Linked DNA regions of Mus musculus: all the other regions are linked to region 1. A link is a loop called in an ENCODE intact Hi-C map of the cell type or tissue named here. Cell type or tissue: left cerebral cortex. All regions are shown on one strand.

Evidence for each region. Hi-C counts contacts between places; a loop is a spot of excess contacts. Peaks named below come from ENCODE experiments on the same cell type or tissue, not always from the same donor. Only the 100,000 strongest peaks of a DNase experiment are listed, where the experiment ranks them.
Region 2: a loop joins it to region 1, with 4 times the contacts of the local background. A loop is called at or near these places in 20 of 42 quality-filtered maps.
Region 3: it touches region 1 in a loop (2.8-fold over the local background); 7 of 42 quality-filtered maps call a loop at or near these places.

Annotation. Positions count from the first base shown.
Region 1 is chr3:146,181,806-146,189,805 of GRCm38, forward strand. It overlaps Mcoln2 (mucolipin 2), which reads left to right. Exons shown (of 14, transcript NM_026656.5): 9 at 1-50; 10 at 1,662-1,763; 11 at 1,869-1,991. Among named protein-coding and RNA genes, the nearest start is that of Lpar3, 35 kb to the right of the region's middle. In left cerebral cortex, a CTCF peak has its summit at 3,322 (motif pointing right); a DNase peak (open chromatin) is centred at 3,327.
Region 2 is chr3:146,315,476-146,323,475 of GRCm38, forward strand. No RefSeq gene overlaps it. Among named protein-coding and RNA genes, the nearest start is that of Gm40167, 27 kb to the right of the region's middle. In left cerebral cortex, no CTCF peak of the experiment used is centred here; DNase peaks (open chromatin) are centred at 3,151 and 3,587; H3K4me3 peaks cover 242 bases.
Region 3 is chr3:146,495,007-146,503,006 of GRCm38, forward strand. Spata1 (spermatogenesis associated 1) reads right to left here and starts at 4,787. Exons shown (of 15, transcript NM_001316756.2): 1 at 4,649-4,787. It overlaps Gng5 (guanine nucleotide binding protein (G protein), gamma 5), which reads left to right and starts at 4,830. Exons shown (of 3, transcript NM_010318.2): 1 at 4,830-5,014. The coding sequence starts at 4,934. In left cerebral cortex, no CTCF peak of the experiment used is centred here; DNase peaks (open chromatin) are centred at 4,731, 5,280 and 5,614; H3K4me3 peaks cover 2,102 bases; H3K27ac peaks cover 1,746 bases.

The sequences.
Region 1 (8,000 bases):
ACCTCATGACAATAATTGGATCCATATTGAAGATGGAAATCAAAGCCAAGGTCAGTGACATCTAGAACCTTATATTGTCCCGGATGACCTCAGGTCATCCTGTAAGACATGGAGTCTTTCTGGGGAATCTTTCTGGGGACTAGCCTGCTTCTTGTGTTTTCTCTTTTCTGTCACCCATTGCTTCACGTTCTTCTCCAGGAAGAGTGCGCTGTGGAAGGTGACACCCTATGGCCTTCCTCCAGGAATGCAGGTAGCATCATTTGAACAGGAATTAAGTTTGGGGAGACTGAGGGAATGGGCTTTATATTCATTTATTTTTCGATGTATCTATTTACTTATGTAAGTTGCAAAGGAGGCGGCTGGTACACAGAGCAGACATTTCTCCTAAACACCTGAAGGGCCAGTGGCAGGTGTGAGGCATCGCAGATGCTGTGAGCCCCAATGGCCAAGAGATCCCCAGCTCTCAAGTGCCTATATGGTCTGACCAGTTGCATATGTTGGTTGGTTTGTTCTCACGACTAGGCTGAGTCTCTCAACTGTTCTCTTCTCTGTTCTACATCACTCTCACAAAACTGCCCTCACCATAGCTACAGGGTCTCCCTGTCTCTATTCCAGCTTCCTTTGGCTTCCCTCGGGCTGACTCCCTCTCTGGCCTGGCCTCCCTCAGCAGCTTTGTGATTCTGACCTTCTATCCCGCAGACCCAGCCGTACAGTGGCTGGGCAGTCTTCCTGAAACTACCCATCTTGCTGTTACCATCCTTTCTGCCTTCCAGGATCTACTTAGGATGAAGTGACCTCCGCTTCATCATGGCCTCTAGGGTCCCCATCATTTATCTCTGGTTCCATCCTGGCTCTAATACTGCCATTCCACACACCAGGCCTCAGCCTCGGGGTGTGTTCAGACTCTGTCCCTATGCCGTAGACTTCTCTCCAGCCTGCGCTGTGTGTCCCGCTGCGCTCCAGGTCATCCCCATGCGAAGGCCTCTGGGACAAGTGTCAGCAGCATATCTCTCATTGAATTTAGCATATTGTATTAAATGGCTGCTTGTCTCTTCAGTGAAGCCTAGAATCCCTTGAGAGCAGGAACTCGTGTCTGTAAGTCACACTGGAGTTTGCTTCCGAAAGTCAATGGATTATATTGCTTGTTCTTTGCCAAACACCAGGCCCTTTCATGCCTAGGCCAGTGGCAAATGCAAGTCCTATTTCAGAATAATAAGTTCTAAAAAATACTAAAATAAAACCCAAAAATTTGAAGCTTCCCTCTTCTTCCTTCCCCTCCCCTTCCCTCCCCCTCCTTCTCCCTCTTTCTTCTCCTCTCCCCTCTTCCTCTTCTCCTCCTCCTCCTCTTTTTCTTCTTTTTCTTTTTCTTCTTCTGCCTCTTCTTCTTCATCCTTCTCCCCACTCATTCTCTTTCTCCTTCTTCCTTTTCTTCATTTTTGTTTTGAAACAAGGTCTCACTCTGAAGTCCAGGCTGGCCTAGAAATTACTATGTGGTCCAGGCTGGCCTTGGAAATGCATGTTGATTCTGTAGTCTCAGCCTCCCAAGTACTGGGGTGATAGACATAGGTAGGGGACAGTCAGTTCTTCTCATCTGTTAAAGTGAGGTAAGCAAGCCAAGGGGACTGGGGTGTCGGCTCAGCTGTTTTCTTTTCCCTCCTCAGAAGCTCACAAACTATGACGTGTGCAGCATCTTGCTCGGGACGTCGACGCTCTTTGTCTGGGTTGGAGTCATCAGATATCTGGGTTACTTTCAGACGTACAACGTAAGCTCTCAGAAGTGCCATTGTGGTTGACACGGGCTCCTCCTCTGAGTTCTGCCAGCTGGTTCTCATCCTCCGAGACGAGCTGTCCGCGCCTTTGTCTTCCAGGTGCTCATTTTAACCATGCAAGCCTCACTGCCCAAAGTTCTCCGGTTCTGTGCTTGCGCTGGCATGATCTACCTGGGGTACACCTTCTGCGGCTGGATTGTCTTAGGACCGTACCACGAGAAGGTGTGTAGCACCAATTCTTTCTGCATCGAGGGCACGTGGGGCCCTTTGCCTGAGTCTCGAGCACGTATCTCTGCCACTCTTCTCCAGCGAACACCCTGGATGTCTGTCTTGATGCTTCTTTTTCTATTTCTCTGCCGTCTCCTTTTCGGGATAGTGAACTCACTTTAGGATATTGGAATAAGAACACCTCTCATAGTAGTCTGAGCCAGGCTGAGGATCTGACACATTCAATCAGCTGATTAGCAGGGAACAGTGTTTACCTGTGGGATCACTGTCAGCAAGCTAAAAACAAAAGAGTAAGGGAATTATGATAGAGTCGCTCTAGTGTGAAGCATTAGGGTCTACATCCACATTGGCTGAGAGCGACAGAGAAGAGTGATGGCCCTGCCTGGAGTGAGCACTTCATCTGTCTTAACATACGCACACATCCTTGAAGGTGGTTTTGACAGTCTCAGGTCTGCGTCTCAGCTGAGTTTCTAACTATATTTCCTTTCAGTACCATCCTAAGTCCAGGACCAAGCTTATAGTCAAGCTATAGTCAATCCTGAGAGCTCTGAGGAAGAAGTGCTGTGAGTTCAAGGCCAGCCTGGGCGAAATGCTATATTCTGGGCTAGCCTAGGAAGAGAAGGAGACTTTGTCTCAAAACAATGATATAATTGATCGGTAGAACATCACAAGAAGTGAGTGAGGCTGTGCTCCAAGCCAAACAATGAAAAGGGTCATTGCGCCTCATGGCATTCCTTTCCTTGTCCCTGGGTCCTTGGAACAACAGAAAAAGAATAGCAGTCACCATTACTGACTGGAGTAGTGCTGTGTGGGACCTTCCAGGGTCTCTCTCATGTCACACACAATCCTGTCACACTCCTCAGACACCCAGTAAGGAGGAAGGAGGCAGGAACAGAAGGGATTTCCTCCAAGCTAAGTTCTGACCTTGACATTAACTGAAATATGTGGTTTGCAAGCTTTTCATAGAATGAGTGATACACATGGCTCGGACCCTCCCCGCTGTCCCTATCCAATCAAACCCCAGTGTGGAATACCAGCGATCCCTGCCCGTCTGTTACATTTAATGTGTCCAAAAAGAGTCCTGATTTTTTTTTTCCCAGTGAGCAAGGAGGCAGCCTCCAGCATAGCGGCAAATCCTGACAATCCTATTGATTTTCCCTGCCTCGTGTCACGTCTTTGAAGGTGACTCACGGGTAAAGATTGCTCTTTGATATGATAACTCCAACATGGAGAGCTCACTGTCTTTACCAAGTCCAAGAGCATTTGCAGTTTTCTTCCTCTTGCTTGCCTCCTGCTCCGGGAGCAGCTTCACCTATCTGTCACTAGAGGGCACTGTTGCACCGTGTGGAATAAATAAATACTGGGTCTAACCAGGCTTTCATCAATCCACTGGTCCCAAGACAGCCGGACAAGCGGTCCTATGTCCTTTGTCACACGCTCTGTGCAGTTCTGTCCCTAGTCATTATTCTGAAAGGTTCGAAGTTAATACCGTTTGAAGTTTACTGAATGGCTGCTATTCTTTGCTTTTTGTTAGGCCTGGTGTCCAAGTTCTTTATCTCCCTGGCTATTCCTCCTCTCATTAGTCTTCTGTCACTGGGATAAAATGCCCGGCAAACCAGCTCTTAAGGACGAAAGGATTATTTTAGCTCATGGCTCCAGTGCAGGGTCACTTGGCCCCATCGCCTTAGGGCTGGTGACCAGGCAGTGCATCATGGAAGGACATGACAAAGGAGGCCTGTTTGCTACACAGTAGCCATAAGGAAAGAGGGAAGCAGGAAGGGTTGGTTTTCCAACAGCCCTTTCAAAGCATATCCCTAGAAGTCTCCCACTAGGCGCTGTCTCCTAAGGTCGCCCAGTGGTGCTACAGTTTGGAGACCAATCCTTTAACGCATGTGCCTTTGGAGTCACTTTGAGGTCAGAGCTACCATACCCCATCTTCTCTTTCCCGTGAGATGGCACCATCCTTTACGGAGAGAGAACCTTGATATACCAAGGCATTTCTGTGGTCACCCAGACAGTAAGTCACAGCGTCACACCAGGCCTGCCCAGCCTCTGTTATCATGCTTTGATATCAAGAACAGCTGAGCATCGAGGCCAACGTTATTAGCACTTTTAGAATCGCAGCAACCTTGAGTGTGGACGCCATTCACCATTTCCAACACACAAGCCAACAGAAGACTCTAAAGGGAAGGTGTCGGGAAAATTCTTACTTGGTGCGACCGACTGGAGTCAAAGCAGCAGACTTTAGCTTCCTGCCTTCCTGTTACACATCTGATTTCAGCGGTTCAGCCTCAGGGACCCAACCGTCACATCGATGCCCATTTCCAGCACTAATGGACTTTGGCACTGTGCTCCTTGAAAACGCCTAGGTACAGGGAGCTAAAGACAGCGGATCGTCTTTCACACTGCATTCTGAATTATTAAGCACGCCTCTAATGTGGCTTTTACATTTCCTGTCTTCAGGGGACTTTTTTTTTTTTTACTATGATGCATGAATAATAGTTTTGTATTATCTCCATTTTACAAATACGAAGAACAAGCCACTGATAAATCATCGCACTTTGCTAAGGCCAGGGGCAAAATTGTGACATTTCCAAAGCTTCTGGTCTTGCCCAGACACTTCGCTTACTCATAATGAGCCAGCTAAAACATTTTACTGTTATAAAAGATTCTTATTACCTGCCTCAAACCATACTTTAAGTCATTCTGACATAGCGATTGCAGGCTGTATCTGCATTAGGACGAGAGGTCTTTCAGCTCGCTCACAAGCATCATTTGTGACGTAAAGGTTTTGGTTCCTTCTGTGATTTCATACGACCACCAGGACTATTGATTGGAACTACCCATTGACTGTTTATTAGCAGTCTCTGTGCACATAGCGCTGGGGCGACTGAGTTCCCAGAAGGCAGAGACTGTGGCTCATTCCTCTTCATGTTTTTGGTACCCACCCTGGTGCCTGCAATGTGTCAAGTGTTCAGCGAGTTTGCTGGTGAGAGCCAGTTGCCCTGCCTTCCAAGGTGTGATGGCTAATCTGCACGGTCAACCCACCTGGACTGAGCGTCACCTCGGAGACACACCTCCAGGCATAAGCATTTGGGCATTTCCAGAAAGTTCTAACAGAGGAGGGGGGGGGGGACTCATCCTGAATGTGAGTGGCATCATGAAAGGGTTCAGAGTCCAGAATGAATAAAAGGGGGGGAGGAAGAGACCTGGGAGAGAGTCTGATTCTCGTCCTGCTGAGATGCAAGCAACTGGCTATGTACACTCCCACTGCCCCACCTTCCTGACACGACAAATTGTATATCTAACCCCCCCACCCCCCAAAAAACTGTAAGGAAGATAAATCCTCCTTCCTTGCCAAGTGTTTGTTCATACTGACAAGAAAATCAGCTAGACATGGGGTCTTGCTGTGCCTAAGAGCTAGCCAATGTGCTACCCAACTGAAGACATTTTAGCTCCCGCCATTGGTTGCTTTTTTTATGCCCATGTGTTGGAATGTGGCCACTAAAACAACTTTGGTTTTAGTCTATTCTTGTGGTAGAAAGATGACCCAGTATGCTTTATCAGGTCTTTGCTGTAATCTGGCGGGCTAGAGCAGGTCTTATATGTACACAGGAGGGAGAGGTATAATGGTTATAAATATGTTAATGTTGAGACGGGCATTGTGTCTATATTGAGCATGTTCACACAGGAAGCTAAGGCATAGATCTGATAGGTACTGACCAACAAGCTACCTGAAGTTCTGAAACAGGAAGCACACAGTGTTAGAGGCCTTGAAATGAAAGAAAGAGATTGACCAGGTTACAAAAGAACTGACGAGCTCCAAGATGCTGTTAAAATGTCACTGGCATTCAGAGAAGCCAACTTTAGCCTGATTACTGTCTTAAGCTGGTGACAGTAGGAAACATGCCAGGAACTTCCCGTCTAACTGTTAAGCAGTCCGCATACTTACTGCTTAAGAGATCTGCTCAACTGGATGCTTCCTGCAAGACTCCAAAGAGAGCAACATTAGCCTCGCTCTGCAGAGTGACTTTGTGAGGGCTAGAGAGTGATCACTGTTGGGACATGTTCTCCTACCCGCATCCTGCCCGTCTCTTTCTAGTGTTAAGACAAGTGTAAGATGTAAGCTTTGCTCTGCAACTGAGGTATAGAAATGCATTCCAGGGCATTTAAAGGACAGCCCTACCACATTCTCAGAGTTCTTGCTGATAAAGAGCAGGGGCTGCAGCTGACAGAGCATCCTATCCCCAAGAAGACTTTGATTTAGCTCTTGAATGTTGACTTTGATGCAGAGGGAAAGGAAGAATACATGAGAGGAAGAGACCAGATTCTACAGGGAAATTTGCGGTGGGAAGAGCTAAGCATGGATATTAATATTGACAAGAGGCAACTGTGAGGCAACATGGAAGGACTTACTGGAACTTTCTGTGCTTCTGTTTTCAGTTTTATGGCCATACGCAAGAGAAATGTCTTTAAACCTATCTTTATGAGATTTAGTGAGGATTGGATAAAGAGACGATCATGTCAAAGACTTCCCTAGAAAGGAATGACATCAGAAAGGAAGAGGGAGGGAGGCTCGTATCATGAAGCACACGGGCTTTGGAGGACCACAGAGTAGGGAGATGGACTGGCCACACCAGCATAGATTTGAATGTTCTCAATTATTTTGGTACAGATGTTTCTTTTGGGTGGAGGTTGGCATCAGTTACAGGAACAGAGGAATTTGGAAGGAGAGCCCTTTTCTTGGATAGGGCGATGGGAGGTTCACTTTCTATCTGTTACATGACAGCACGTCCCTCTTCCCCCAGGACGATGTCCTAGACACTTATCAAGGCCTTGGATGTACACAAGGCCATGCTCAATTAATGGACATAGAGACCCCAACCCCTAATGTCAGAACAGATAGAAAACTCTACAGTAACCCCTTTCATGTATTTCTGAAAACCATGCTGTCTTTGGTTTATTAAGTCACTATTACCCCAGCAGTTTTTCATATACATCCTCTGCTTACACCCCTGGCTCCAGGGACATGTTTATTAAGGGCATACGGTTTGTTTTAGTGGAGTTGGACGCAGATTGACAAGTTCTCAGAGCCAGGATGACTGGCTGTGGAGTGTAGTGATACACTGTGTTCACCTTGGATCAGCACTTAAGCTCAGAGTGCTTACCTTCAGCTGAACAACCCAGTGTCCCAGTTCCCGCCTTGTACCTCAGATACACTGTGTCTAAAATGTCACCAATAGTGACTTTTCTTGTGGTTGTGACAAAATAGCTAACAAAAGAAACTAAAGGAAGGGTTCGCTTTGGCTTGCAGTTTGAGGGTACGTTCCACCATGCTGGGCAAGTCACAGTGGTGAGACCATGAGGTAGTTGGTCACATGGCATCCCCAGTCAGGAAGCAGACAGAGAGAGATGCTGGTGCTCAGCTCACTGTCTCCTTTTTATTTATTTATTTTTTTAAAAGGCCTGGGACTTTAGTAAGCCCAGGAAGTGTTGCCACCTACATATAGAGTGGATCTTTCCACCTAAGTTTAACTAGAAATTCCTCTGATACCTGCAGGGGCATGGGAGGCTCTTAGGCTCAGGCACTTGCCAGGGGCACAGCAGGATCCTAGGGAGTTCTGGGTCAGCTTAAGTCAACAATCAAGATTAACCATCACACACCCTTCCTAGCCTTCATGCGGATACACTTTCTCCAGAGTCTCTTTTATTCTGGCAAGGACTCTGCCTCACTTGGACTCCTGATGTCACCTCTGACTGGCATCTGCCCTTGGGCTACCCTGCTCTAGGAGATCTCCGACATGCTTTTAGTTCTTAAAGAAGTATGTGTCGAATCACATTGCTCCCGTGGCTGAGATGTCACTCAAGTCTGCTCGTGAGCTGGATTGAGCCTGATGTATGCCCAAGTCTCAAAGAGGCTCTGGGCAATTCAGCACAAATGCCTCTCATCAGCCATTGCTATGTCTCCGCCGAACCACACTTTTCCACAGTCAGTGACTACAA
Region 2 (8,000 bases), 130 kb after region 1:
GGTAGGCTCCAGCGACTTTACATCATTCTTCTATCAAGAAGGGCAGAAGAATGCCAAGTCTTGAGAGAAACAAAGCTTATTCTTTGGAATGAAGCAATGCCGTTGGAGGTGGACCAGCTTCATTTTCCACGAAGAAACACGTGCTCGTCCAGTGAGAGGGCCTGGGTTTGCTCAGCTCAGCTTGCATGCTCATCATTATTGCTTCTTGGAAACAAGCAGTCCAGCTGGCAGCTGTCTGTCCCACTGGAAGGCCCTGGGGGTGGTTGACTCTCCTCCCGAGACCATGTGGTTCATTATTTCAGAAGGAACCTGGAACTACCCTTGTCTGCCAACTCGCTGGAGATGCGACCTAAGAAGGGTCTCTTCTCTCGGGCTTCTCCTGACTCCCCCAGAAAGCTGTTAGGAGTTTGCTACCAAAATACCCTAGAGAAAAACAGATGCTGCATCTAGGCCCTGAGCCTGGGGGTCAGAGGTCACAAGGTTTGCCGAGCTGGTGGACATTGTCTCCAGGACTGGTGACCCACCTGAGATGCAAGGACTGTCAGCCATCTATTGTTTATGGTGTGCTGCTCAACACATTAATATCCTTAAAGAGGAGCCCTCTAGCATTCAGTCAATCCAGATAATACGTTTGTTATTTAGGTTACATGCCAGGAATGTGCTGTGTTTTACAAACCCTTGTTAGAAATTCACATCTTTATAACTTAATTAGTGGGGGGCTGATATGATCTGGATACAAAATGCCCCAACAGGTCCATGTGTTTGAACACCTGGTCTCCAGCTAGGGCGGCAAGGTTGTGGAATATTCTGGAGCTAGAGCCAAGCTGGAGGAAGTGGATGTCTAGGTCAGGATGACCCTGAGAGTTACAACCCAGTCCTGGCTCCTGTCTTGTGTCCTGTTCTGCAGACCTGTGAAAAGCTGGGCCATCCCAGGTGGGTGTTCCTGCTACCATGGAGGAGGGAGCCGCATGCCTTCGAGCCATCCCTGCTGGGGTGGAGTGATCTCCTTACTCCCAGAGCCAAAATAAACTTCTCTTCCTTCACACTTTGTCTGTCTGATAGTTTGTCATCACAAACAGGAAAAGTAAGTAGCCTGGCGCCAAGACGTAAACGCAATAGAGTAAGGAGCAACGCTGCTGGCACGAAACACAGTTAAACCAGTCAACATTAAAGAACAAAAACACTAAACTTGTAGGTCGTTTTTATCTACCTCTAGGAGCATAAAGCGTTCAACTCCTCGGCAGAACATCCTCGTGGCAGGGACGAACGTGACAAACATCAGCTGCAGGCAGAGCGTCTTTAAGCACCTCCTTATTTCACATGATCTTCAGAAAAGTCACTGAAGTGTAGCAAACCTTCTAAGCAGTGAGGAACAGCTCTAATTAGCATTAGGCTCTGCCATAAACACCACTCTTTCAAATATCAATCAGCCATGACTTAGTTTTGCCCAGGCCTAGAATTAATCCTTTTTTTCATAGCATAACACATGTCTTACTACTTGGGAACCTGATCCAGATTTCAGTATAGTAAGGAGCATCCCACCAGCATAAGGCCCATGAATGTGATGGCTGACTACAAGGGGCTGTGGCCAGAGAGTGGGAATGAACCCTTGCTGGTAGGAGCACCCCATAAGCTACAAAACATTTCAATTAAGCTCAATCTCCAGATCGAAAACTAATCTATAAGTTTCACCCCATACATTTTTGCCCAAATATCACAAGGCCAAACAGTAAATTTTCAAATTTGAGTAATAACGATTTTTTTCTCATGTAGCAGGGAATCTCTTTGTTGGAATACTGCTCCAGAGACAATGGTCTCAGAGGTAAATTCTTGAAGTTCTGAGGACGTGACTCTGGGGAAAGGAAATAGCAAAATGGATAAGATACCCCCTGCTGTGACCCATTTGCTCCAAAAGTACTATGGTTCAAGTCCTACAGAATACAGGTCCGGCTCTCAAGGCAGTGCCAGGCACTGTCTCAACTCAGAGGCACACCCCACATCCCTCTGTGCCCATATCTGGAATGCCTACCCACCCACCCTCAGGACAGAGGAGCCTACCTATGTTCTAGAAACCAACGAAAGTTTTATTCCCCCATCGCAGGGATCCTCGCCTGGTTTCTCAGCCTTCTTTTGGAGCTCCCATTTATCAGACTCCTGATTGCTATTGGGACTAACAGTCTGGGCTAGATGAAGATGCCTCTTCCCCGTTAGTGTCCTCAGCAACCACGACAGAGCTTAGTGCATGGTGTGTGCTCAATAAACATGTGCTCAACTAGAACCGCACAGGCTGACACAGGTTACTTGACATCCTAGGCTGACCTCAAACTAGCTATGCCGTAGCTATGTAGCCCTGAGCTTCCGATTCTCTTGCCTGCATGGCCAGAATGCCGGAAGGTGTGCGTCATCACATTCGTTTATTTATTTTTTTAAGATAATGGGGTAAAACCCGGGGCTTCCTTAGTACTAGGTGTATTAGTTACTTTTGTTGCCATGACCAAAAGTTACTTACTGAAGGAAGAGTTTATTTTGGTGTACAGTTCCAAATGAGTTCATAATGACGGGGTCGGGGGCAGCGGAGGTGGCCAGAGCAAAAAGCAGAGAGATCGCCTCTTCAAGCACTTGCAGAAAGCGCAATACCGGATCCACATCCGCAGAGTTCCATAATCTCTCCAAACAGAGCCACCAACCGAAGATCGAGTACACAAATGCATAAGCCTAGGGGGGGCGTCTCTCATTCAGATCCAACATGGCCATTTGATATGCACAATGGGAAAGTCACCTTCATTTTTCTCAGTCTTAACACGATTGAAAAGTCCAAAGCCCAAAGTCTCCTCCCAGAGCCAAGGCAATCTTAAAAAAACAAAAAAACAAAAACAAAAACGGTTTGCATTCTTCCACATACAATGCCACATAATTGCATTACCATTACAGAAAGGAGGAACGGGGACACAGTGAGGAAATACTGGACCAAAGCAAGACCAAAACCACACAGGGCACACTCCACCAAATAAGCTCTGTCTGGGGTCTGGGGCTTCAGTAGCAGAGGGCTTAGATACTGCCGTCTCACCGACTTCGGTGCCCACAACATTCGTCTCCCTATACGCAGCTCGCATCCGTCTCCCTATACGCAGCTCGCCTTGGCAGCTGCCTCATGGCTCTGGCAACTGAACATCTTAGAGTCTGAAACCTGCTGACTGCAGTGAAGGAATGAGTTCAGAGCCAGAATCTCCAGCCAGGTCGACCCTAGAATGAAAGACACATGTGACCCCAAAGCTGGTTCTCGGCTCCCAGTCTGGCCACAGCACTGGGCCTCCAGGGAGGGATTTAAACGGTCCTCTCGGTCCTCTCGTTGTCTTCTGCGCATGTCTTAGGGCCTCAGGGTAGACCCCCTTCTGGAAGGCCCTCCAATTTGCCCTTCAGAATTAGGCTCCCTGATGGGAGCCATATAAATATGTATAAAGCGTGGCGTCTTTAAATATTATACAGGAGGAGAGAACGACCAGGTTCAAATGATAATATTTTAAGACGCCACAGGGAGCCTGCGCTGCGGCTGGATTAGTCATTCTTTGTTGTGATTAAAGAAGCCCGTGTGGGTTTTTCCTCTTCCTCAGAGACAGGCCGTGGGTTCTCTCTCCCCACTAAAGCACTGAAGGAGTTTTCGGATCCCTCAGTGCGCTGCGAACACACTTACAGCGCATTCTCTAAATGACAGGCAGGCTTAAGCACACTAATGAGCCCCCTGATTGCTGCAGCCCTTGAGAAATTAATTAACGACAATGGAACATGCCCTTGCCTTCCCTGCTGTTCTCTGTGAGCTTAGAGCCCTGGAGCTAGCTGCGCTTTGATCCTCACCCAGCCCAGAGCCACCCCGCGTGTCCTCAGCCAAGGTGACAGTTTTTCCAGAGCCTGTTTTGGACTGCTTTTTCCTAGAGAAAAGTCGGTCCCTGAATAATTAAGTGACTGCACCTTCCCATGGCCTGTAATATTTGTTTTAACTCTAAATTATTCACTTTTCTGTGCAAGGTTCTAGGGTGTCTCTATTTTTCGTCTTAATAATACATATGAAACATAAGCGTTAACTGACCTTTCCGTTATGCTAATAGCCAGCTCTGACTTATTGCTTACTATATAAGGAACTGTTGGACCCATGCACATCACACACACGGGTGTGTCTGTCTCACTGTTGGAGCTGCACGCACGCACGCGCGCACACACACACACACACACACGAGTTATTCACTTGTACTCAAAATAACCCAATTAGGCCAGTTTCATAATGGGTAGGTTGAACGTTCAGAGGTGTTGATGAATTCACCCAAGACCGCACAGCTGGAACGTGGCAGAGGCAGACTGAACACAAAGGGATCATCTCTGAATCCACCCCTAACAACTAGTCACACCTACAGACTCCCGAAGTGTGTGTGTGCGTGTGTGTGTGTGTGTGTGTGTGTGTGTGTGTCACACACACACACACACACACAGTCTTCTAAAATCCAAATGTGATGGTTTTCTTTTGACTTGATTTTTACCATATATAACTGTGGTATAAATGAAAACTGCTTTGTTCGTACATAGAAAATTATAATAGACAATCAAGTTAATATACTAAGCATTTGACTTTCCATTGTCTGTACACACACATGCAAAGCACCTGGAATGATTATATTAACAGTTTTTCACTATTAGTGTGAGCAACTGTAGTTTTCTAGAATCATCTGTTGGACATCATTGCGAGTTTGCCCCTTTCAGCAAACGCCATTCTTCGTCTTCGCCACCGCTGTCCTCTCTGCTTTAATAGATTTGATTTTTAAAGATTCTACATGCATACCGTGCTGTGCAGCATGCTTTGTTCCAGTCTGTTCTTCTTTACTTAGCATAAAGTGTTACAGGGTCATCTGTGTTGTGTCAAGTGTCCAAATGGGTGACTCCTTTTGTAAAGCTGAGTCTATCGATCACATCTGTCCATCTGTCATCTGTCACCTAGCTATCTATCTCTATTTACTTAGCCATCTATCTTAGTTTTCTCCTCTCTGAGACAGGACCGTTCAGGAAGGAGAGGTCCTTTTGGCTCACAGTGGTGTGGAGCCATGACACCTGAAGTTCCTACGGACTTGGTGATGGGAGCGTATGGTACACTTTGTTGTCACATTGGTGGGTCAAGAAGTGTAGAGAGCACAGACCAGAGCCATAAGTGGGATCAACTTCAAGACCTACCCCTAGACACGCCCTTCTTTCAGGCAGGCCACCGTTTCGAAGGTTTCACAATCCCCAGACAGCACCCAGACGGCTGAGGAGTAAATCTACAAATGCACAATGCCAAATGATGGCATTGCCTATGCCATGGTTGTCCTATGACTTCATCCACTGGTGGAGTCTGAAGGGTTTCTGAGCCTTGGCTAGTGCTGACAGCATTACAGTGAACGGGGGAATGCTCTAAACGGCTGTCTTGAGATATGTTCCCTTTGTCTTGATGGAGATGCTTTTGGGGAAAGTTCTGCCTGCAGGAACATCCTTCAGTGACCTTTGTGTCCCTCCTGGGGGCTGGCTGAGACAGTCAACACACAAAGCTACTGCTTGAACATGGATAAATACCACAGCCACTTTGCAGCGTGCTGACATTTCACACCAACAGGACAGGATCGGAGTGCTCTGCCAGCCATTTTGTGTGGCGTTTCTCTTCTCTTTGGGGCAGCACTGTAGGCGATCCTTTGCAAGAGACATAGTGCCAGGGGTATGTCATCATGACCAGAAAGGTTGGTGTGGTCATGGCCATGGTTAAGATGAGGACTCTGAGCTTCAAAGATCACTGATGTAGTTGATCAAAGCAGTGTGGTTTCTTTGCCCTTCATATTTCTATTTACTCATTTGCATATTTGGTCTGGCTCTGTTCTAAGCTGCAACTGTGTCTGTTAGGGCCACACTGCATCCATGTGATTCTGCTGGGTGGGACATAGGATGGCCCTTTTGATTGTCCTTTCTGATCTCAGAGATAAGGCTCACCCTGCTCCAGCAAGATCTAGAGAGTTGGTGAATCCAGTGCTGGGCAGCACAATCATGTATTTCAGCTATCTATTGTGGACTTGGGTTTCGATGTTACTCTCCAGGCTGTGCAGTTTCTCCTAAAATGCAAGACATGTAAATCCCTAGCACTCTCAAAGGTTAGAGCAAGCAGATGTATGGTTTCCCAAAGCCTGCTGCAGAGACTCAAATGAGAAATAATAATAATAATAATAGTAATAAATCAAACAAAACAAGGAATATCAAACAAAAACGTTTGCTTCCTGAACACTGCATAATTCAGCAATTGCAATAATTCATGATTAGTTTAGTTTCCCTTTATCTGCATTGAACAGTGAGATCTTCATGATACAGAAGAAGCTGCCATTGGTCCTTAGCTGGAGGTTTGTATATGAGATGGACCTTATTTCTATGTTGATATATATAATAACTTAGGTAACTACGAATATAAATCTTCTGGGCAAGGCCTGTGAACAGGTACAGTCATTAAAAGCTATGGTAATGCTGAACTTAGGTACTGGGACAACTGATCTTGTCACACTGGTGTGGAAGGGGAGGGCAGACATGCTCCAAGGAATTCTGTCCCCCTGCCATTCCACATGAAGTCACAAGTCAGTGTTCATGCTAGACAATCCTTGCTGGGTTTCCTAGACAATGGGTAAGTCCCTGGCCATGGACTGTTCTCTTTTCTTGTATTACCTTTTTCTACCGATGTGGCTGCTTCTTGGGTGTCTATCTCTTCTTGAAGGAAACTTGTACTTGGGGTTTTCTGGTCAGATTTCTGCCCAAGAGGAAGTGGCTTCTTTCTGGACTGCTACACTGCTATCGACACAGAACTCTCACATGGAATGGACACAGAACTCTCACATGGACGGACATTAGGAATTGGTCACCTATTGGTCCTAATCCCTTCCAGGAGCCTGCAAAGGATCCCATACAAAAGGCTGATTGCACTAGACTGGGCAGGCAAAGAGCAGGGTGCATGCTAGACCTCCAAAGTTCAGCTTTCACTCGGGACACGGGGCAGCATGCCTGTTGCCCTGACACCCCTGCTGCTCCAACCCTCCTCTTGCAACAGAAATGACCTCGTGTCGCACGGAGCCCAGAATTTACTAGTGACACACCACCTGTACCATTTGTAATTTTTGCATATCTCTTGAAAACCTGTGGGGAACTCTGCACCTGGGCATGGTGCCAGAAAGGTAGAAGATACTGAATAAATGCTCATTGAATACATAGATTTCCACATAACTGTCTGAGGTAATAGTGGACGTATTTATACCTTGTCAAATAAATGCAGAAAAATCCCCTATGGTGCTAAACATGATTTTAGTGTAGAGAAACTCAGCATGATATCAAGAAAACATGTGTGCACATGTGCACATGCACAGACTGAGACTTGCAGGCACGCCACAGAAACATGGAAGAACAAAAGACAGCAGTTGTTGGCAAGGATGCCGGGCAAAGGGCTTCATTTCTCGGGAGAATATACCGTAGTTCAGGCAGCCACTGTGAAGAACAGTATGGCGGTTCCTCAAAACGCTAACAATACAGTTTGTACGATCCGACTGTACAGTTCCAAAAGGACCAGTTTACTGTGAAGACACTTCTGGGCTCATGATTACAGAGGCATCATTCACAGTGCCCATCAGTGGATAGAGAGTGTGTGGCAGAGCCGTGCAGTGGGGTTTTACTTGGCTACAGGAGATTGAGAAATTACACACTATTCAGGAATATGGATGGATCATGGCATTAAGTGAAGTAAACCTGTCCCTTAAATACAGGCTTTACATGTTTGCTGACACATATGGGGGGGAGGGGAGGAGGGGGAGGAGGAGGGTAAGGAAGAGGAGGAGAAGGAGGAGGGTGGAGAGGAGGGTGAGGAAGAGGAGGAGGGTGAGGAAGAGGAGGGTAAGGAAGAGGAGGAGAAGGAGGGTGGAGAGGAGGGGAAGGGAGAGGAGGGGGAGGAGGAGGGTGGAGAG
Region 3 (8,000 bases), 310 kb after region 1:
AGAAAGGACGGAGAGAATAGAGGTCTCCATTAGATGTGATGAATCAGGCGCACATGCCCAAGTGAAATGTCCCCTGAGAACAGACCAGTGGAGCAGAACTAAGCCAAGCGAGACTCAAGCAGCAAGTACTTGGGGAGCAGACGGTCTAGCGTATAGAAAAATAGATTAGGGGTAATTCCCAGTGACTGTGCTAAGCTGCTTAAATACATCTATAGGACTCGGCTTCGATTATTGGGGCACTGACTGGGTCATATTAACAACTAATAGAGTCAGTAAATAACATTTAAAGTACCACTTATATAAGTATGAATTAGCTAAATAGTATTTGAATTAAGAAACTGAAAACTTTATGCAGATATATTAAATATATTAATTCAGAACAAACTTGTAATTAAGAGAACTCAAGAACTATCAATAAAGATCTACTTCACTATTGTTTTTTGGTAAACTACACTCTAGTGTGCTTTTTCTCAAGTAATAGCAAAGTAGCAATATTTAGCAATATTTATTTTAGTCATGTTTAGACATTTCTAGCTGGACAAGTAATAGAGACCAAATTATTTGTGTCTGTGTCTGTCTGTCTGTGTGGTTTTTTTTGTTTGTTTGTTTGTTTTGTTTTTTGTTTTTTTTTTCCTTCCTCAAGGCAGGGTTCTCTGTGTAGCTTGGCTGTCCTGGAGCTCACTTTGTAGACCAGGCTGGGTTCAAATGCAAAGATCTAACTGCTTCTGCCTCCTGAGTGCTGGGACTAAATATGTGTATCACCACCATCGCCTGGTTGAGACTGAAGTTTTAGATAGCTAAAAACAAATAAAAGGGCCTGTTAGGAAGCTAAGTCCGTTAGGAATAAGATTTGGTGGCGGGAACCCTCCCAAAGTTTTCAAATATAATTTGGTAGCTGCTAAGGAAACAATATAGGGAAAGACGTTATGAAGCAGTCATCATAGCCACTAGACATGCTCATACCATGAGAAAGCTGTACTTTTTTGAGGTTATATAGATTTTAAAAACAGATTGACTAAGCAAATGCATGGTAACAGGAAAGCTAGATAAAACTAGTTATAAGCAACAAAGGCCAGGATTTTTGCTGCTAAAATTCTCAACCTTTGATTTTCTTCCTGTTTGGTTTATCTGTGACATAGTTCTAGTTTTGTTTGTTTGTTTGTTTGTTTGGGTTTTTTTTTTGGGGGGGGGGTTGAGACAGGGTTTCTCTGTGTAGCCCTGGCTGTCCTGGAACTCACTTTGTAGACGAGGCTGGCCTGGAACTCAGAAATCTGCCTGCCTCTGAAGTTTTGAAGTTTCACATAGAATCAATTTTCATGACTTGTCTACATTATCTTTACAATAATAACCTCACTCAATGCTTTACTAACTTGAATGAATCTGTTATTTAATTAATAACAAGTTTAAATTAAAATTGGGCATGATTAGAATTTCAAGTTAATCCTAACCAAAACATTTCACATACTAAATCCTAACATAACACTTGGATTTCCAGACAAATGGACAAAGTAATACCAATTAGAACATAAAGCAATCTGACGAGCAAAGCGAAGAGGACTATACAGTTCTAATATAGACTCCTCTACGTACTACAATATTTTACCTTACAACCTTCCTGTCAAGAACGGATGATCAATCTTATCTTGTATACTAATTTTAATCAACAATTACCAATGTGTCTAAAAGTGAGTTGTTTAGTCTGGGGGTACAGTGCAGTTGGGGATCACTTGCATAGTACATGCAAAGCCCTTAGGTTTGAGCCCCCAGAACCAAATGTTAAAAATCAAGTGACTGAAAAAATAAAAATAACTTTGACACTCAGCTCCAGAGCTAAAATCAAATTTTAAAAATTTCTAGTATTCCTCAAAGTAAATAAGGATTTGAGAAATTTTTAGTTATTGTTTGAGGCTAGCAAATACAAAGAGATACTTAGTGTACTAGAAATCCCATGTGACCACTAAAATTGGGAGTTGACTGAGGCTATATTTACATCTATCAGAACTCCATAGAAAGCAATCACAGGGACTGAGCATTAGCAAAGCAGGGTTCTAGTCCTGCAAACTATATAAGGCCATTCACTGTGGTCTATGCCTCAGTCATAATGAGAAAATGACTTGAGCGTAAGATTCTTTCCAGTTCTTGGATTCATTCGGGTAGTGATAATACCTTTCAACTAAGAGAAATCAGAATACAGTCAACCTTATGGCAGATGATAGAAAGACACAGATCTCTCTGATTAGGATAAATTCAGGTTCTATTTCTGTTCTGAGAGTTTTGTCCTGTCTAGTACACGGGTGACCCAATAAAGTACTAACCCTCCTAAAAGGTAACTTGTGTTAGTTAAATAAACGAAGTGCCCAGGGACATCTCTGAACCTACATACCATTAGGGTATATTTAAGTCTTATAGTACTAATTGATGAATGAAGTCTATTTATAATGATGCCTTGACCTGTTGATTTGAGCCTGTAGCAGTATAGTACATTGTGGCAGGGACACATGACAGAAACTTTTGATATGAAATGAAAAGACTGAGGAAGAGGCAAATGTCCTGATACCCCTATCAATGGCATGTTTGCCTTCCTTCCACTAGGCCTTACTCCATAAAGGCTCAACCTTCCAATAGTCCACAGGCAGGCAATCAAGCTTTAGCATTTTGGCCTTCGGAGTTTAAGACAGAACTCATAGCATAAGGTGAATGCTAATGTGGTAAGATAGGAGGACAGAAATGTAACATTTTAGAGTAAAAATACTTAATGCCCCATTTCCTGAAAAATGGGTGAAAATATGCATAAATGTTGACTAAAAATACAAATCTTCATTGGCTATCTTAAACACTTTTGCAAACATTTCTTTACCAAAATTTCCCTATAAGTTCCATATTCAATAATGAAAACTAATTATTATACCAACAACATATTAGCAAAGCCATAGAAAGAAATGTATTGCATGTATGTAACAGGAAAAAAAATTGGGAAACCTATGTTGTAGGAATTTTTTAGAACCAAGTCCAGGGCCCATTTTGATAACAAAGTCTATCTTTAATCATCTAATATGTAAACACATGGTAAAGCCTTTGAAATATTTTAGAACATCGTGGAAGGTTAAAAAAGCTTTTACTAGGAGATATTGATAGTTCATGAACTGTATGTAATACTCATATCTTCGAATGTAAATGAATTTAAAGGCAATCTTATTTTCCTTCCTTTCTATCCCAATATGTATTGCTTATTTGACATACCATAAAACTATGATAGCATCTGGTGTGTGAGACAGCAATACACTCTGGTTTCCTAGCTCAATAGTTTGGGGAAAAGAAAACAATAAACTTTCTGAGACTAAGACAAATTTGTTTATTCCTCAACATTTCCTTAATAATGGGTTCTGTACCATGTAAAATCTTCTTTGAAATGTCTTCCAGCACATTCCATAGTTCTTAAGTATTATTGTAACTAATATAAAGTAGAACTTTAAGTTACACGTTAATCTTAGAAATCTGCATTTTAGCATACATTACAGGTAACAAGGCACAAAGTAAAATATTTGTGTTACATTTTGCATTAATTAATTTATTTTGGAGGCACAAGCCTTTAATCACAATGCTTGGAAGGCTGTGGGTTTCGAGGCCAGCCTGGTCTACATGGAGTTTCAGGCCAGCCAGAACTACAAAGTGAGACCCTGTCTCAAACAATATGGTTTGTTCGTTCACTTTTTAAATTATGTATTAATTAATGTACGTGTGTGAATGCAAACGTTCCCAGACTCCAGTGAGGGTGACAGTAGCCCAGGACTTGGTGCTTTTGAGTTGCCCAGTGTGGGTGGTGGGAAGTGTGACCTTAGGTCCTCTGCACGAGGGCTCAGTTCCCCAGTCCTCTAACTGCCATCTTCCAGCCTCAGTTTTCGTATTCTTTACACATATAATTTCATTTCGTTTCATTTTTTTTTTCCAAGAAATCCAGGGAGCGTTTTAACTTCGGCAGTTTAAACGGCTTGCCCAAGCACACCAGGGCTAAATTCAAACCCAAGTTTCTTAGATGGTCACTGTTAAGGACTGGGTAAAACCCCAAACTGATATTAACTGCTCAGTAACGCGATGTGTTGGCCCAGAGCAAACCATGTCATTTTTCTCAGTATCCCAAAGAAACAGCACTCACGACGAACCTCCTGTTTAGAGATGTTAGGTCTCAACAGGACTAATTTAAATCTTACTAAACTTTTGAGTCCTTCTGAAAACCCCTCTGGGGTTCATCAGTTACAAGCACGAAGTCAGCAATTACAGGGACATCAAAAGAGCAAACGATCCCCGAACGCGAACGCTTTATTTTTTAAAAAAGCACGGGGGACAGATTCCAGAAAGACAGGGCTAACAGGAAGCTGTGCGGGGCGGCTCGCACCTCTCGGCGACAGGCCAGCCTCCGACCGTCCAGGGTCCCGCGGCCCGGGTCCGTTACGGCGCCCTGGGCCCCGGGCTGGGCGAGCTGCGGCCGGCGCCGCCGGTTCACCCGAGGGCGCCTCACACAGGGCTGAGCTGGCGGGACTTGGGACGTGTCACGGACGCCCCGAGGCAGCGCGGCCACGTCCCTCACCCCGCCGTCGGTCGCGGACCTCCCTCCCCGCGCTCCCGAGTCCGCCCCGGGGCGTCCTCTTACCTCGCCCTACCCAGCCCCTCCAGAGGCGGAAGGCGCCGGCCGGGCGTCGGGCCGCACCGCCCCCGTCGCCACCGCGCCCACCGGCCGCTCCGCCCCTTCTCTCTCTCTCGCGCGCGCGGGGGGAGCCCGCGGCCGTCCCGGGGGGAGGGGGAGGGGGCGTCGGCGCGCATGCGCGGCGCGCACAGCCCCGGAAACTTCGACGAAGTTCGGAGCCCCGCCCCCGCCGTCCCGCGACCTGCCGCCCCCTGCCCGGACTGACGAGTCGGCCCGGCTGTCCCGAGCGCCATGTCGGGTTCTTCTAGCGTCGCCGCCATGAAGAAGGTGGTCCAGCAGCTCCGGCTGGAGGCCGGGCTCAACCGCGTGAAGGTGAGCGGGCGTGGGCGGGCGGTGGGCCCCGGGGTTGGGGGGAAGCGCGAGCCGACACGCGGCTCCTCTGGCCGGGCTGTGGGCCGAGGGCGAGGAGGGGGCCCGCCCTTCCGCCGCCCGCCGACTCTCGGCGGCCCCGGCGGGTCTCGCCAGCGACTTCCGTCTCGCACGTCTCACCCAGGCTCACTCCCAGCCCTCGTCCTTTGAACACACACGAGTCCGCCTGGGTAGCTCCGGATGGCGGCCTGATGAGCAACTTTTGTTTGCGGATCGTCCCGGGAGTCTCCGGACTCCACCTTTGTGGGGGTCCAGCCTCGAACAAAGAGGTGTTTGCAGCAGACGCCGCGGCGTGCTCGGCTGACCTTGCTGGGGTGTCTGTTTACCCGAGAAACCGCTGGCCGCTGGCCTGGGAGCTTGCGGTCTGGTTGGGGGGTCGGGTCTTGGGCTGTTGACTTTTAGGGAAAGGCTGTCCTTGTTGGTAGACAGCTAGGCATTCAGACGCTTTGGCTCTAAGGACCGTTTGGTTTATTTTTTTCAACTCCTAAACGGATTTGGCCTCTTTCTGACGTAATAGGTCGGGTTACATGTGAAACACTTCCCGGTGATTATAAAAAGAAACAAGAATATAAGTCGCCTTGCTAGACCCTGCCAGTTTCCAAGGTGATTTGATTTTATATTCAGCAGGCTAGTCCTTATTTCTAACGTGCTTTTGGAGAAGGCTTCTATTTAGCTTTCTTCTCAAGTAGAAATGTCAGAGACTGCTCAACTTCCTTGTGGTAACCATAGGAGGAGGGTAGGGAGACGCCCAATCAGTCTTGGTTTGGACTCTAATCATATTCTCACTTTTCATCCAAGTGACTTAGTCTTGGCCAGATTAGAGCTCTGAAATTTGAAGTGATCTATTGATCATCATCATTCATATATAATAACTGTCATAAAGTAGGCCAGGAAGGAAAAAAATAGTGGGTTGGGGGAGGAAATAAAGACAGGTACGTGTAGTAATTACAGTGGCGGTACTTAACCCTGGTGGCCCAAAGCAGTGAGCTAGCTCCCAGAGGAGGACTTCCTTTTCTTTGAAAACCCTACCTGCTCTGTGGCTACCTCCTAGCTTCTCTTGCCTTGCGTCCTAATTCTTCTGAAGGCTTCTCACTGGGATGACTCGAGCCACCACAGACAAACAGGTTTTTGAAGTTTCCATGGCAAGGCTCATCTCACTTGGGAATGTTACATGTCTAATCTAGGTTCCTAAATTAGGTTAGGTGCCATTTGATATCATCCATGTACCACACCTATGCTAGGTGCTTTTTGTGTGTGACATTTTAAAGCTAGCATAAACTTACTATTGTATTCGTTTAGGTGGTAATTACAAGTGCTTTTTTTTACCAAACTCTCAGGTAGGTCAGGACATTTGGAAGCCTGACTAATAGTTTTGCAGTGTCAACCTCCTGGATGGTAGATAGTGGCTGCTCTGTGGCTTGGGTACTAGCAGCCATTCCATCTTAAGTCTCAAGGTTGCTGTTTAGAATGCTGGGTTTTGTTTTCTTGAGACAGGGTTTCTCCATATAACCCTGGCTCTCCTGGAACTCTCTGTAGAGCAGACTGGCCTCAAGCTGAGGTCTGCCTGCCTCTGCCTGCTGGGATTAAAGGAGTGCACCCCAGCGGCCTGGAGCACTGTTAGTCAAACAGCCTTAGGTTTCTCACCGTTCCTTCCCTAGGATTCTGTGCCTAGAGATACAGTCCATACATCGTGGTACTTGGAGAAATGTGTGGGAAAGGAATTAACAGGCACTTCATGCTAACTGCTGATCTTGAACAAAACCAAATGCTGTAACACTGAAAACTCATACTTTACCTTCCATACAGTAGCCACTTTTAAGAGGCAAAGCAGGGTGTGGGTTATTTGTACAAGCGTTTAAGAACTGCAGGAACCTCTAATATTCAGTCCATGAGTCACATGAGACGTATTATACTGAATTGTTGTATAAGCCAAACACAGGTAGATTGAAGCTGAGTTTAACTTATCCAGGGTGACTGATCCCTAGGTCACAATATAGCTATCATCTAGGGCCTGGGTTTTAGGCATTTGTTGTAATCTTAGAGATAACTGAGATTAAGAGTAAACACAGGAATTAAATGGCTTGAGTGCATTTTTAGTTTTTCAGTGTCTGCTTACCCATCCACTTTGTTGTGTCGGTATTTGTGTTCAATCAGCTAGTTTGAGATAGGGTTTTGCCAAGTAGCTGGACCAGCTTTGAACTCAACTGTTTAAGTTACAGAGCCAGGCACTTCTGCTCTGGTTAATTTAAAAGGTGTGTGTATGTGAGCATGCATGCCATGGTACACACGGGGAGTTAAGAGAGCTGCAACCTTGTAGAGTTTGATCACTCCTTCCACTCAAATGTGGGTTCTGGAGATCAAACTCAGGCCCAGTCTAACAACCTTTCTGAGCAGCCTATCTTCAAGAAACACTGTATTTGCCACAAATGTGATTTGGCAGTGTTGATACGTGTATATAGTACAACCCAAATAGGACTTCAGTATTGTTTATTATATCCTGTATTTCCTAACCAGAATATATATAAAATGGTAGGTGTATGTCACTCTTAATTGCAAGGTAGTATATGGATGGGTATAAATTTAAAGAACATTGAATTCTTAGTTCTGTGCTGGTTACCTTAGGTTCATGGGCATTTTTCCAGTTTGCTTTCAAGACCATTTCCCTATAATGTTAAGATCTTTTTGTTGAACTATTAATACTACATATTAATAACAAGATAATGGGGGATGTGACTCAGTTGTTAAGAGTTTTTGCCTATGAAAGTCCTGATTTGGATCCCAGCACTCAGATTACCATCTAAGAGGCAGGAGGCTTAGATGTTCAGTGTTTAAGGCAGTTGCTGCATAGCAAGTTTGAGGCCAGCCTGGGCTACACAAGACTAAACAAATTCTATTTTCCCCAAACCAAGCTGTCAGGGCTTGTTGAACA